Linked DNA regions of Homo sapiens: region 1 is linked to region 2. Evidence: read pairs that join two places in POLR2A ChIA-PET (ENCODE). Cell type or tissue: MCF 10A. All regions are shown on one strand. Region 1 overlaps TRAK1 (trafficking kinesin protein 1). Region 2 has its middle 30 kb from the start of TRAK1.

What was found. Peaks named below come from ENCODE experiments on the same cell type or tissue, not always from the same donor. Only the 100,000 strongest peaks of a DNase experiment are listed, where the experiment ranks them.
Region 1: POLR2A ChIA-PET joins it to region 2 with 7 read pairs; 2 of 35 experiments call an interaction of 5 or more read pairs at or near these places.

The regions. Positions count from the first base shown.
Region 1 is chr3:42,147,465-42,155,464 of GRCh38, forward strand. The region is part of intron 2 of TRAK1 (trafficking kinesin protein 1); the gene reads left to right. Among named protein-coding and RNA genes, the nearest start is that of TRAK1, 60 kb to the left of the region's middle. RefSeq lists an enhancer at 4,156-4,718. In MCF 10A, no CTCF peak of the experiment used is centred here; no DNase peak of the experiment used is centred here.
Region 2 is chr3:42,057,829-42,065,828 of GRCh38, forward strand. It overlaps a transcript of TRAK1 not described here. Among named protein-coding and RNA genes, the nearest start is that of TRAK1, 30 kb to the right of the region's middle. RefSeq lists a silencer at 3,955-4,174. In MCF 10A, no CTCF peak of the experiment used is centred here; DNase peaks (open chromatin) are centred at 4,113, 5,513 and 6,203.

The sequences.
Region 1 (8,000 bases), 90 kb after region 2:
ATTTTCTGAACTTTTCTGGAATCCTATTAACAATTTTAGCCAAAATTCATCATCAGCATCAGTGGTTCCACTGCAGCATGCGGGGATGGTTTCTTTGTCTGCTTGTGGTTTGGGCCCCTGCCTTTAACTTCTCTTTTCCCTCCGGGACTTGAGGCTCTGTTATCCATAGTGAGTGCCAAAGGGTTGGATCCTTGCAGTCCACAAGAGGACAGGACCTGCTCTCACTAAAGGCTGGGCCAAATGGGGTTGGCCAGCCACCTGGCAAGTGGGAAGGTCTGATGTGGTATCCTGCCCAGGTGTGCAAGCAAGGCCCAATGATAAGGGCCAGACATGGCTGTAACATGAGGAGAGGGTACCCCAGAGCAGAGAGAGATTTCTTTGAGGACCTCACAACACAACGTTACAGGCTCTTCAGCTTCCAGTGATTTAGGAAGATTGAGATGGATCGATACAAAGTATGGATTCCATCTAAGATTCTCTATATAAGATGTGTGTGTCTATGTGATTTTCCTTTAAATTTCTATTTTACACACAGAAGCAGACATACACATACATAGAAACACACACACACACACACACACACTATTATCTGTATATATGCTGCTGTTGACACCAACAGATACTTACAGTACCTGGCCAAGAGGACAATGAAGTAAATAAGTAGTTTTGGTTTAGGGCAAGGTTCTCAACCAAGCAGTTTTATATCCAGGGGACATTTGGCAATGTCTGGAGACATTTTTGGTTGTCACATCTTGGGGGTGGAGGGTAGTGCTACCTGCGTTTAGTGGGTAGGCACCAGGGTTGCTGTTAAACATCCTGCGATGCCCAGAATAGCCTTCCACAGCAAGAATTACCTAACCTCAAATGTCAATAGTGCTGAGGTTGAGAGACCCTGCTTTAGGGAATGAAATTCAACCTATAGGATAGCCTAGAATCTGTCTTATTATCCACTACCTTGTTTTATTATGAATATTTCAAACATATCAAACATTTAGAACTAATATTAACTGTATTTTTTAAGGAAATAAAACATATGGGTGCATTTATAAGGAAAGTTTTAAAACCTCATTTCCTCACTCCTTCCCCAGAGGCAACTAACTTCCTGCAGGTGGACTTTTTTCTTCTAGTGTGCACTTTAACGCCTTGATTACACATGTACGTGTCCATGAAACAGCATATTGTACTGCACAAGCCCTTTGTGATGGCGCCCTCCTCTATTTGTATGTGACAGGCTGTTTTTCTAGAAGTTTGAGCAAAAGCATGAGCAGAGAATAGTAGTGCATCTAAGTGAAAATGTTTCCATTTTCTAAGTAATTTACATTTCCTTTAAGTGGTGGTCAAAAATTATAGAAGATGTTTAATGTGTGAAATCAGGTTGAGGAAAGGAAACCAAAAGTAATGATTTGCAGATTTTAAAAGGTGGCAGATTTCAAATCCAGAGTCTTCTTTCTATCGTGACCCAAAGTAGGGTGAATAAGCTTGTCCTTACGTTTCTTGAAGGTGATGATGGTGCTGACCCCTCTGTCTCTCCCTTGCCTGTACCCTTTCTTTTCCCTGCCTGGCATCTCTCAGCCTCTGCTGCCAGCATCCTTGGAAGACATTTCCTCCATCTCTGCATCATTTTTCAGAGCCGGCCAGTTTCTATGGCAACGGTTAGATTGAAAGATGAGCGGCGAGCAGGAGACGAGGCTTGAGTGAGACAGCCAGTGGTGGTGTGTGTCTCTGACGTCACCCTCTAGGCGTCTGGATAGGACGATCCTGGCTACTCCCATTCAGGGCTGCTGTCCAGTGCTGCTTTATTGGCAGTGCTGCCAGGGTCTCCGTTAGCTCTCTGCAAATTGCCTTCCTTTCTGCTCCTCCTACTCCCTCCTTCCCCCATAGAATTTTTCTTTTCATTGCCCACTTTACTGTTTTGGCTCCAGACTGTCGTTAAGAATGTACAGCCTAATTCTGGTGTGTTTCGGGATATTCTTCTGTCCAGTATTCTGGAAGGGCGGGGAGGCATGGCAGCGTTTTACTTGACGTTGATGGTGCTGTGAAGTCCATTCTTTCCTCTGCAAGACTACTGACTATGCAGAAATTTATCGAAGCGGATTATTATGAACTAGACTGGTATTATGAAGAATGCTCGGATGGTAATTATGGCCCCTGCAAAACAGAGCCGGGATGTATAGGGGTATTGTCTCCTTCTGGGTGGGGGGTGTCCTGAAACCTTTAGGGGAGACAGGCGGCTGGCGGGTGGGAGGTACCAGAACTAGCACCACTGGCTCTGGCAATTCCAAAGGCATGGTGGAGGAGGTGGCAGGTGGGCAGGGCTCTTTACCGTGAAAGACTCCTGCAGTATGTATGATTGTTTGCTTAGAAGGGGAGATGGTTTTTGGTGTGCTGGGCTTGTAAGTGTTATACTTCTATTGGATTGAATTTTCTCTGGTGTGAGACGTGAGTGTGTTGTTGATGCATGAATGTGTGCAAGTGGAAATGTGTTCACTGCGCTCTTGCTGTTGGAGGGGATAGGAAACTGGGGGCTTGGAATAGTGTGTTCAGGAGGTGGCTTCCTGGACTGTCAGCAGCAGGCCTGGAAGACTCTGCCCTTTTCTGAGCCCAGACCTGGGAACCATCAGAGGCTGGAGAAAAGGCAGAAGCAGCTTACCACTTAGCGGGTGATTCAAATGAAGTTTGCTTGTTGGATCCAACAGAGATGGGGGTGGGGAGGTGATGGGAGGGGCAGGGAAAGAATGTGTCCTTCTGTCACTACCTTGGTTTGTGCAGGGAGGGTGTGGCACATTCCAAGGGAGACTGGGTGGAGGCCAAGTTGTGTGGCTGGACAGGTCTCAGGAGGTTTCAAGCACACAGAAAACAGCACTGAGGTGCGTTCTCAGAGACATCACAGTGGGCGGGGTCTCAGGTTCCTGGGGTGTTGGACATCAAAATTGTGTATTACACAGTTAATCTGTCTTTAATTTTGTCTTGAAAGTGACCCTCATATCACATGCCTTCACAAAAAAGGGGCCCAATTAATATATACACTTTGAGGGTCTGTTCCCCAGTGATGATATGTTCCCAGCCCTATATGAGCCATTAATAGATAAGGTAAGTGCTTTTTAATTGAGTCGGGAGTTTCAGAATGCTCTATTCCTGACTACATTTGATTAACCTGAATGATGTAACAGGCTGGGACCTGGCCTAGTTAGTAAACTGAAAAACTACATAATTATCTCTTATCCACTGATTTTTGCCGCGACTGTGGGTTAAGGCTTTCTCAGGGGATGGTATTTAAATGTGTGGAAAAACTATGCCAGTTCAATCTCACTGGCCCCCAGCTTTAGATGCAGACATTGTCATGTTCGTTCTGTGTACATCTTTAACTATTTTGAGTAACAAGGATTGGAGGCAGTTCCCAGGGTCATGAGGGGAAAAGATGAGTGAATTTTTTCTTTGGAATATATTCATTCTAAAAGCAAGTTCCCATTCTGTTACCTAACTCCAAAAGGAAATTCTAGAGATGCTCCTTTTTGGAAACCATCATTGACCTCCTTCTAGTTTCCTTGGTGATTTGTGACTCATTGAACCCTCTATAACTTTTTAAAGTAAGGGATTGAATACATCCTCACTGTACCATTGGATTAGGGAGCACTGGTTACAGCAGGGTGCTGTCAGAGGCCCCGTGGATTAGTCAGGTGGGGCCATAGCTCTGTGGATGCCATCCTAGAAGTGGAGGAAGAAGGTTTCCTAATACCATGACCCAAATGCCACACCATCCAGTTCCCTTTACACCCTGAAATAAAGCCAGTCGCTTGCCATGGTCAATCTGGAGGGTGAGCGGAGGCCTGCTCTTATCTGGGTATCCATCAGAAGGATTTTCTTACCCAGCACTTCCTCAGTTGAGTCTTTTGGCCCTGAGAGACCCTGATCTGTCTTCCTCTAAGAGCAAAGGAAAATAGAAGAGGAGATGGCTCAACTGTTCAAGGGTAAATATATTGATTTATTTATTTCTGAATTATTGTTATTGTCTGAATGTATGTTGAGCAAAATACTTGTCCTTTATCATCTATCCCATTTTGGATGAAGGGAAGAAGGTTTTTGAGACAGAATTTACTGGGACCACTGGTATTTTCATACTCCCATTTAAAGAGGTAGCAAAGTAGGGAATAAAGGAACAGAAGTCCAGAAATAAACTGGTTTAGGAAACGTACAAAAAGGAGATTTCAATTATGTGCCAATTTTGTGGTTACTTGCTTACACATTTCTAACTAGTTGAGTTCCTTCCTAGCTTCAGGCAGATTAGTCTGGAAATGAAATTTGCCCCTGTTTATATGTACCTGTCTTTTATTTGCCTCTGTCTTTTTTATTGCAACTCAATAGACACACACCATTGCTTTGTCTCTGATTATTTGGCATTTGAATCGTCAATGAGGGAAGCTTTTACAGAACTTTTGATACTAATAAAAGGTGAGTCAAATGTTTTAAAAAAGATGCAGAATCATCATTTATGTCAGAGCTACTGACTCACACTTAAATTGCAGTGTTAGCACTGAAAAAGAAATGTATATGGATGGGAATATAGATTGCAGGCCAATTAGGACCCCTCTTTTGAAGTTGGAATTAAGGGATAGCTACTGTTCTCTTCTATCTTTGAGGGTTAGGAGAACTTTATTCAGTGTTGAATAACTGTATTCCTCCTGTTTATTAATGTTTGTTGTGGGGGTCTTCTATTCAGCACCCATCTCTGCCTGTCCTGCTCCCCCGCCCCCAGAGGAGGATATAATAAGAGGCATGGGACAGGGGCTTATAATAATAAGACATGGGAGGGGTTGATTACCCAGTGTCTTCAAGTAACTTTTACGAGAGATTTGAAATAGCCAGCGATCAATGCAAAATAGCAATGGCCTTGGCAGAATTTGCACATACATACTCAATGTTTACAGTTTAAACTCTGGTGTCAGACAGGGTCATAGTTACCCCGATTGGATGCATCCCATCTCTGGTGCAGAACCTCTAAAACTTGGGAAATCATTGAAAGTCATCTGCTTATTAAAAAAGCAGATTCTCAGACTCACATCAGACTAGGAGAAGTCCTGAGAAATCTAAATTTTTAGCACATGCTTTGGGGGATTCTTTACATCACGTGTGTTTGGGAAACTGTGCTGATTGATGTCCATGGAAAGCAGCCTCAGGCATGGGGAGGGGCTGGAAAAGAATTATTTAGGTCAGTTTCGGGATCTTAGATTGTTTCTTGGCTACACTGGCCACTTTTTAAAGTGTGCTTAGAAAGAGTATGACACCTTTTTAATTTTCAAAAGGACTTGGGTTCAGTGTATGTCCTTATGTTAAAGAAACAGCCCTCTTTGTAGTTACTCTAGAAATAGGTAGAATGGCAGAAAGAGCGCTGGCTGTCTGTGTTTGAGGCCTGTTTTGTACTTCATGTGGCCATGTGGTATGGGAACATCCTGGGATTTCTGTGAGCCTCTGTGAACTCAGATTCCCCATCTGGAAAACAGGAGTAACAACACTGGTTGGAACCTTTATGGAGTGTAAATAAAGTGATAGCTCTTTGTAAGCGACGAAGAGCCAGGTCAGTGTTTAATTTTATTTTCTCAGAAATAGTACTAGTTATTAAGGCCTTTAACAAAAAAAAATCTTTGAAAAGGCTAATGGGGGCCTGGTATAGTGTGTCATGCCTGTAAGCCCAGCATTTTGGCAGGCTAAAGGGGGGAGGATCACTTGAGGCCAGGAGTTTGAGAGCAGCGTGGGTAACATGGTGACATCCTGTCTGTACAAAAAATAAAAACATTAGCTGAATGTGGTGGCATGCGCCTATAGTCCCAGCTACTCGGAAGCTGAGGTGGGAAGATTGTTTGAGCCCAGGAGGGTGAGGGAAGCTATAATTATGCCACTGTACTCCAGCCTGGGCGACAGAGTGAGATCCTGTCTTAAAAAAAATAAAAAAAAAAGGAATGGTATTTTGAACAAGGTACAGCATTTTGACCACCTGTTTGTTGCTTCAGTTTCTTTTGTAATCAGACTTGCTCTCCATCCCCGCTCACCTCCCCCTTTTATAACCTGATAGATTTGAATGTTGGGGTAGGAGGTGGTCTAGTTCATACTGATTTCACAAATGAAGAAACTCGGGTAGATTGTCGCAGAAGTTATTCTTACAGCTTCTTACTCTATAATGAAGATTTATGGTATACGCAAGGGCAGTCTGGTGCGCTCTGTTCCTCACTTGATTTCAGTGATCTCTGAAATGTCACCCAAGATGGCGGTGGCTGGTTCGTGAGTGTTTTTTTTCTTTTTGTGCGTGAGTGAAGTTTTGTTAGAGGTATTTTAAGCATTAATTGAAAAGCTGCATTTCTGAACTGAGTTTTCGAATTTTCCTACGTGTTGACGCAAACAGATCCCCATTTCTTTGTCTTGTGTTTTATTGTGTGATGCGCCCGTGAAGGTAGAGGTTGACTTCTCTCTTTCCACACACAGCACTCTCCTCTGTGGTTATTAAGGGGATTAAAAAAAGAAAAAGAATGAAATGTAAACAGTTTTATAATGTAACTGTTTTTATTATCACTGGCTATAGTAAAATAGAGATAATGTCCTCTCTGACATAGGAGCTGAGGACTAGAGACTTGGCAAGAAAGCCAAAGCAAGCCTGGAACCCAAGTTTTTGGAGCTTTGTGGTGCTCTTGTTTATTTAATTTTAATTTTGTTTTATTTATTTATTTCTTTTTTTTTGAGATGGAGTCTTGCTGTGTCATCCAGGCTGGAGTGCAGTGGCACGATCTCAGCTCACTGCAATGTCTGCCTCCCAAGTTCAAGCGATTCTCCTGCCTCAACCTCCTGAGTAGTTAGGATTACAGGTGTCCATCACCATGCCTGGCTTATTTTTGTGTTTTTAGTAGAGATGGAGTTTCACCATGTTGGCCAGGCTGGTCTCGAACTCCTGATCTCAGGTGGTCTGCTTGCCTTGGCCTCCCAAAGTGCTGGGATTACAGGCGTGAACCACTGCACCCAGCCTTATTTATTTATTTATTTATTTAGAGGCAAGGTCTTCTTCTTGTCACCCAGGCGGGAGTGCAGTGGCATGATCAAGACTCATTGCAGCCTTGACCTCCTGGGCTCAAGTGATCCTCCTGCCTCATTTTTTAATTTTTTTGTAGAGATGGGGTCTCACTATGTTGCCCAAGCTGGTCTTGAACTCCTAGGCTCAAGTGATCCTCCTGTCTCAGCCTCTCAAAGTGCTGGGATTACAGGTGTGAGCCTCTTTGCCCAGCCTTATTTGTTTATTTAAATTGTATGAGCAAGGTCTTTGGGGACATGACCCTCAGTCGTGCCAACCCTGCTCTCTAGGAGCAGAGAAGTGAAATGTGAGTGAGGAACATTGAGCATCAATGGGACAGGTGAAGTGGAGAGAAAGATGCTCATACCTGAAGGAGATGGGGAGCAGTGCTGAACCAGACCTTGAAAGATAGGAGGATATGGGCTAGGGAGGTGGGGACGTTGAGGGTATAGCAGAGGAAAAACTTTATGCCTCTACCCTGCTTGATTCAGTAGCTAGGTGCCCTGAGAAACAAACTGATAAAAAACATTAACAAGAGAAAAATCAGTTTTAATTATGTAAGTAGGCACTGGCAATCACAAAGAAATAAGAGTCAAAGAGGCAAGTAGAATTTGGCGGGTTCTGTGTCATCCCAAAGGGCAACAAAGTATGGAGAAAAGGTGAGACAAAGGAAAACGGGTTTGGGATTCCTGCTGGGGAGTAAGTTATGGGAAGGCAACTTGGAAACGTGGGATACTCAAGACATGTTTAATAAGGTGTGCAGATTCAAGTGGGTGCCTTGTCCATAGATAAGAGATTGTACAGGAGACGGAGACACCCTTCCAAATGTAAATTTCTTTACAAAAGGAAAATTTATGCTCCGTTTTTAGAGCTTTTCCGGCATCTGCTGTTCTTCAGTTGCTTCTGCTCAAAATAATCCTTATGTCAAAGAGGCATATTTTGTTTGTAG
Region 2 (8,000 bases):
TCACCTGACACGTGGCCCACACCATGTTAATCAGTTTGTGCTTTTATTCTTAAGTATTTGAAGGAACCAGAAAATACAACCAACTGAAAGGCGTTTTCATTTTAAATGCCTGTAAACCTGAACATGTCATTCAGTGAGCTTCCTTGTAAAGCTGAACTCAAATATCATTTCCTCCTTTACTGCTACCCAGGTTTGCCCTTCGCCCCTTGGTTGGGTTATTTTTGCCACCTTTAAGCTCTTCTGGTTTGGCTGCTGCTTCTCTTACTGCTCTGCCACAGTGGGCATTTCATTGGGAAGTGAGACTTGTGGCCGGCTTCTGGGTAAAATACTCCTTGGAACCTCCTCATCTTTAAAATATAGATAATACTCATGTACCTTGGCAGTTGTGGAGATTGACGAAGACAAGGTTTGTTTGTAAGTATGCTTTTGCCTTTAAATTTCATTTTATCATGTTCATCTTTATTATGATAACTGAGGACTGGAGGGAACCTTTATTTTTAAATTTAATTTAATTTATTTATTTTTTGAGACAGAGTCTCACTCTTGTTGCCCAGGCTGGAGTGCAGTGGTGTGATCTCAGCTCACTGCAACCTCTGCCTCCCGGGTTCAAGCAATTCTCCTGCCTCAGCCTCCCCAGTAGCTGGGATTACAGGCGCCCCCGCCACAACGCCCAGCTTATTTTTTAATGTATTTTTGGTAGAGACGAGGTTTCACCATGTTGGCTGGTCTGGTCTTGAACACCTGACCTTGGACGATCTGCCTGCCTCGGCCTCTCAAAGTGCTGGGATTACAGGCATGAGCCACCATGCCTGGCCTGGAGGGAACCTTTAAAGTCAACCTGTCCTACCTCCTGGCTGATGCAGGGATCTCCCTTTAATGTCCATTGTGGGCCTTGCCCATTGTTTGGTGGCCCATTTGAATTGTTGCGCTGAGCTCCCACCCCCACACACAACAGATCGTAAGATACGCCATTGCTTTATGTACCTCTAAGAAAGCAAAAAATGCTACAAAGTAAGCATAGTAAAGGACGATTGGCTATAAGACAAAATTCAATTTTAGAGATATTGAAATGTGAAAAAATGTGTATCTTAAGAGATTTACTCTTTACCATCTGCTCTGTGCTGCAATTTTTTTAAAGATAAAGTGCTAATTTACTGAATTTAAAATAAATCCAGGTGTGTATGCATGCGTGTATATATTTGTATGTATATGTATACACACAAATATACATACGTATGATATAAGTAGGCTTTGGACTTCAGGGAACTTTTTTTTTTTCCTTTTGAGACAGGGTCTTGTTCTGTTGCCCAGGCTGGAGTGCAGTGGTGCGATCATGGCTTGCCGTAGCCTCAACCTCCCAGGCTCAAGTGAATCTCCCCCTCAGCTTCCTGAGTAGCTGGGACTATAGGCATGCACCACTATGTCTGGCTAATTTTAAAAAATTTTTATTAGAGACGAGGCCTCTTTGTGTTGCCCAGGCTGGGACTTCAGGGCCCTGTCAAGTGTGCTTCTGTGTGTATACAGATTTTGAGATTCCCATCCCTGCTCTCCACTCCAGGATAGGACCTGAGTTAACCATATTTTAGAAAGATAATGACTTGTCTTCATCAGTTATCTTTTTGATAGTCTTTATGAATTCTAATAAAATTTTCAAAACAGTGGCTAAAAGAGAACTGTGGCCTGTTTCTCCCTGTGCCTATCAGCAGGCCTCGGGGATTTCCTTTCTTCCTCGTGGACACTTCTGTGCATTTTCCTACAAGAATATACGTGACAGGTCATGTATAGTTTTCCTTCATATTTGTGTTCTATTAAAAAAATCATCCAACTCAGAAAGCTTTTTATTTTCCAGAAAAAAATTTAAAAGTGACTTATTTCAGAGTATTTTTATTCTTCTACAGAGAGACAGCTAGCTGTGATGGAGGCTCTTCTAGGCAGGATATAGGGTAACTTAGATTCTTGTTCTGGCTTCACCGTTTGCTTGTGGTACTTCAGTTTCTTCCTCTGTGCAGTGGGCATAATAACGCCTGCTCCTTTGACTTCACAGATCATTGAGGAATGAGTGAGATTATATAAAGTAATATACTTAGTGTGGACAATGATACAATAAAGCATGGAGGACAGTGTTACAGGTACATAGCAATTCTGAAAGTGCTTGTTTGATATTAATCACTTCTTTCTTTCCCCCTGCATAAGAAATGTCTTTTCTTTTTAAAAAACATTCTGTTTTTTTCCCAATGATTCCAGAGAACCATGTCAATAAGACTCACAGGGGAAAGCCCATAGAAGGTTTTCAAGAAATCCTGTTAGCAGTGAACAAAACACACAAAAGCTCCATCCACATGGAGCTTACATTCTATTTGGGAGAGAGGGGAAATAAACAAATGAGTATATTGTAGTGTATCAGAAGGAATAGCTTCTAAGAAGAAAAATAAAGGAAGGGGATGCCGAGGGGTTGAGATGTCAGTTAAGATATGAAAAAAGACAGAGATGGCTACAGCACCACGGTGGGGGGTGGGGGGTGGTGGTGGGTGAGGGCGGGTGGTAAAGGGAGATTCCAGGTAGAGGGAATAGCAGATACCAAGACCTCTGGGTTCTGAGGAGCAGGGAGGAGAGACGGGGCAGCTTTGAAACTGTGGGACAGGAGAGTAATGTAACGGTAGAGGAGTGCCTCTTTTTCCAGGCGTGGTCCCTTAGCAGTCTCACTGGTTTATAGTCTCAGTCTGTCATTGGGAACAAGCCTTAATGTGAATGTTGTCATATTAATATCACACCTGTTTGTCAGGTCATTTTTGGCTGCTTTTTTTTTTTTTTTTTTTGAGACGGAGTTTTGCTCTTGTTGTCCAGGCTGGAGTGCAGTGGTGCGATCTCTACGCACTGCAACCTCCGCCTTCCTGGTTCAAGTCATTCTCCTGCCTCAGCCTCCTGAGTAACTGGGATTGCATGTGCCCGCCACCACTCCTGGCTGATTTTTTTTATATTTTTAGTAGAAACGGAGTTTCGCCATGTTGGCCAGGCTGGTCTCGAACTCCTGACCTCAGTTGATCTGCTCACCTTGGCCGCCTAAAATGCTGGGATTACAGGCATGAGCCACCGCGCCCGGCCTTTTTTGTTGTTGTTGTTTGTTTGTTTTGCAGTTTTTTGGGGATCTCATCAGGTTCATTTAGGGCTAAATAAACTGACCCTCCAAGGGACTTAATGACTTATGCTGAAGGACCCTGTGAAAACCTAAATGGTATGCTTCAGGCCTGGAAGCTGACTTAAAAGTGCATTTTAAAAAGTTCTTTGTTATGGTATAATTTTAGATTTATAGAAAAGTTACAAAAAGTGTGCAGAGTTCCCATACACCCTTGACCCAGCTTCCTCTAATGTTAACATCTTACGTAACCATTGACCTTAAGTTTTCAAGTGATGGGTGTGTGTCTACATCTGTGCATGCGTGCATGCACACACCCACCCACACACGCACCCCCCCATGCACACCTCCCCCACGCACACCCCCCCATGCACACCCCACCCCCCCACGCACACCCACACACACACACACAGTGCCAGGGAGGCAGCCCTGTTGTCTGTCAGCCTTTTCATAGCTCATCATATTTACACCTCCTGGATACAGAGTGGACCCTGGCCATGGCAAAAGCAGGCAAGGAGCTACTTTGAAGCTGAAGTTCCAAAGCAGGAGATACGGGGAAAACAATCAGCTGCTACAGAGCTCTGAATATCATGTGAACCCAGTGCCACTTGAACTTTATTTAGTAGAAGATTGGCCTGAGACACTTAATATAGAAATCCCAGCCATCATGTGAGAATTCCATTCCGTGCAAGTACAAATACAAGAGAATTTGGGAATGTTCACTTTGGCTTGTGTTATGCTAAGTCATCTCACTTCTTTCCCATCTAATTTATGAATCAGAACACCAACAATATATACCAGTTTATTAACTAATGAATCAGGAGCAACAAGCCCATCCATCTACCCATCTGCATGGATTTGAGCTTTATTCAGTAGTACTTTGCCTTGGAAATGGTCCAGGTTATTTTGGAAACGGATATTCAATTCAAATGATGACAGCCATTGGCACTCACTCTGGGGCTCAGGAGGGAAACCACGCCCTTCTAGGCTATTGCTGACGCCATCCCTCCAGAATGCAGCTGTCTCGGGTGGAGGCTCTGGGACAGCTGCTTCTGGCTAAGGCTGCCCATTTGGGAGAAGGGGACATTGAAATTGCAAGAGGAGTCATGGCTGAGAGAGATCCTGCTCATATGTGTGGCAGGAATCCTACAGCAGACAAGATTTTGACAATGGACAAGTCACTCACCTTCTAACATGTCCACTTTCCTGTGGATGAAGTGGAATTTTCCAAAAGCAGGAGTACAGTGCTGCCTGTTACTCTTGTGAAACTCTCAATCTCTTGGTGAACTACTGGTATTATAAAGGAGTGCCGTATTAGCGGAGGTGCAAACAAAATGCTTCAGTGCTTTTGATTCCTTTGGCTAAGGATAGGTCTTAATTTTGAATATTTTTTTTCCTACTAGGGCCAATTTCAAAAAAAATCAAGTTTGCATTCACATGTTTAATAATTCCAGTTATACTTTTAGCATTAAAAAATATGCTTGTCTTGGAGACTATTTTTTAACATTTCAGAATCTACAAAACCAGCTTAAATACAGCATGACTATACTGCTACCCCTCTGAAAAACTTTGTATTTGAGTCCTGGCACCTCTGAGGCTTCTTCATGTTGGTGGTTTTTATTTTCCTTTTCACTGACCATGCATGCTACTCTGTGTGAAATAGGGTTTGTGAAATAGGTTGTGTCAGCGCTATCTGTATGCCTTAAAACAAAGTATTATGCTGTTGAGAAAAAGCAAAACAAGGATAGGTCTTTAACAAAGACTATTTAGGCTGCTGCTGCCTAATATAATTCTCATCAGTGAAGTCTTCACTTTGTTGGAAAACAGTGCCTGACACTCCCTTGTGTCCTGCCTGGTGGGACTTCCCTACAGCCCCTTGAGCTGTTTTCCAGGCTCTGCACTGCAGTGAAGGCGTGTTTGTCTTATGAGGGGATGTGCACTGCACTTTCACCTGTATTACCTCACTCCCCAGAGCCACCTTAGGAGATGGATGACATTATCCCTGTTTTTGAGATATGGAGGACGTGCTTCAGAAATTTTAAGAAACTCAAACAAGGTCACACTGGTAGTGAGTAGTAAAGTCAGAATTCCAGGCCTGGTTTTCCAGTACCAAATCCAGTGCTTATTCTCACAGACCATGGGTCAAATCCATCCCACCGCCTGCTGTTATAAATAAAGTTTTATTGGAATACAGCCACACCCATTCATTTCCATATTTTCTGACTGCCTTCCAGCTACAACTGCGGAATTGCAACGGAGACTGTATTGCCCTCAAGGCCTGAAATAGTTATTATTTTCCGCTTCGCGGGAAAAGTTTGCCAAGCCCTGCCCTAAGCCATTGCTGAAGGAGCATCCGGGTTTTGTCTGTCAGTACATTCCCCACTGCCCCTGCCCAACCAGGAATGCCTTTGTGATGCAGTTCTTGCTCTTTTGTAAAGGTGGGGCTGGGTGTGGTGGCTTGTGCCTGTAATCCCAGCACTTTGGGAGGCTGAGGCGGGCAAATCAGTTGAGATCAGGAGTTTGAGACCAGCCTAGACAACATGGCAAAACCCTGTCTCTACAAAAATTACAAAAACTAGCCAGGCCTGGTGGGACACGCCTGTAGCCCCGTCTCCTTGGGAGGCTGAGGTGGGATGATTGCTTGAGCCTGGGAGACAGAGGTTGCAGTGAGCTGAGATTGTGCCACTGCATTCCAGCCTTGGTGACAGAGTGAGACTCTGTCTCCAAAAAAAAAAAAAAAAGTGGTGGGAGCCACACAGTGAAAAAAGCATATGTGCCGGGGCAGCCCAGCTGTGCCTTATTGTCTGCTCTCTGGCCCTGTGGTGGGCTGAAAGTTCTTACCATACTCCCATCCAGATGTAGAGTCTGTAACCTTTCCCCTTGAATCTGCGTTGGCCCGGTGATGTATTTTGACCAATAGTTTGCGGTAGAAGTGACACTGTGTAACTTTTAAAATTGAGTCTAAAGAGATCTGTAATTTCTGTCTCATACTTTGAACACCCCTTCTTGGGATCCAGCCAGCATGTGAGAAGCCCTGGTGGCCATGTGGAAATTATATCCACGTGAGAGAGAGGCCCAGTCATCCCTTTCAGAGCACTAGAGATGGGAGGGAACCCATTTTACATGCCCAGCCCTTATTACTATCTGACCTGAGGGAGATCACAAATGCCTTCTGTATTGGGTGGTAATGATACATCACAAAAATGCGAATGCTCGCAGCCAGGCGGGCGCTGTGGCTCAAGCCTGTAATCCCAGCACATTTCAAGCCTAGGTGGGTGGATCCCTTGAGCCCAGGGGTTTGAGACCAGCCTGGGCAACGTAGCAAGACCCTGTCTCTACCAAAAATACAAAAATTAGCCAGTCTTATAACCCGGTCTCAAATGAATAAATAAATAGAGGGATACAAATTAAAAAAAAAAACCTTTAAAAAGAATTCTCTTACAGTCTGATGTCAATGTTGGAAGATTAAGAAATAAAATAAATTTTTGAACTTGCTGTCTGAGTTACCCAAATGTAATTTCTAAGAACTCTAAAATATTATCACCTAGAATCTAGGAAGCTACCATGTGATCCTAGACTAATAGCATAGAATGAATGTTGCTTCATTATGAACTTATTATGGAAATACAAATACATAATAAATACTTTAAGCAGACTATAGACTGTTTCCTAAAATACTGAAGTTAAAATATTTGTGCTAGACTTCCTGATATGAAAAGCTTTTCTCATAATGATTTGTGAATTAATTTTACCATAGAATAGTAAGGGTATATTTTTAATGGGTTAAGTAGCTATACTTAAAAAATACATGCCAGGCATGGTGGCTCACACCTGTAATCCCAGCACTTTGGGAGGCCGAGGCGGGCAGATCACGAGGTCAGGAGATCAAGACCATCCTGGCTGACACGGTGAAACCCTGTCTCTACTAAAAATAACAAAAAATTAGCCAGGCATGGTAGCAGGTGCCTATAGTCCTAGCTACGCAGGAGGTTCAGGCAGGAGAATGGCGGGAGGCTGAGGCAGGAGAATGGTGTGAATCCGGGAGGTGGAGCTTACAGTGAGCTGAGGTCGCGCCACTGCACTCCAGCCTGGGTGACAGAGCAAGACTCTGTCTCAAAACAAACAAACAAACAAACAAAAATTAGCTGGGCATGGATGCACACACCTGTAACCCCAGCTACTCTGGAGTCTGAGGCACGAGAACTGTTTGAACCTGGAAGGTGGAGGTTGCAGTGAGCCAAGATTGTGCCACCGCACTCCATCCTGGGCCACAGAGCGAGACTCCCATCTCAAATAAATAAATAAAATAAGATAAATAAAAATACAGATTGAGTATCCCTTTGCCAAAATGCTTGGAACCAGAAGTGTTTTAGATTTCAGATTCTTCTGGAATTAAGAATATTTGCATTATACTTGCGGATTGAACATCCCAGGTTTGAAATTCTGAAATCCAAAATACTTCAATGAGTATTTCCTTTCAACACCATGCCAGTGCTCAAAAGTTTTGGATTTTGGAGCATTTTGGGTTTTGAATTTTCAGATTTGGGGTACTCAGCTTGTGATTATGTTGCGTAAAGGCTATTCAGTTTGATATTAATCAGACAATATCAAACTGAATAGCCTTTACCCAACATAATTGGGCCACAGAATTGTGGAAGTACTGGAATAGTTTTATTTATTTTTTAAGAAACAGGGTCTCATTTTGTTGTGCAGGCTGGAGTGCAGTAGTGCCATCATGACTCACTACAGCCTCGACCTCCTGGGCCCAAGCTATCCTCTCACCTCAGCCTCCCAAGTATCTGGGACTATAGGCGTGTACCACCACACCTGTCTCATTCTTAATTTTTTTATAGAAATGGTGTTCCAC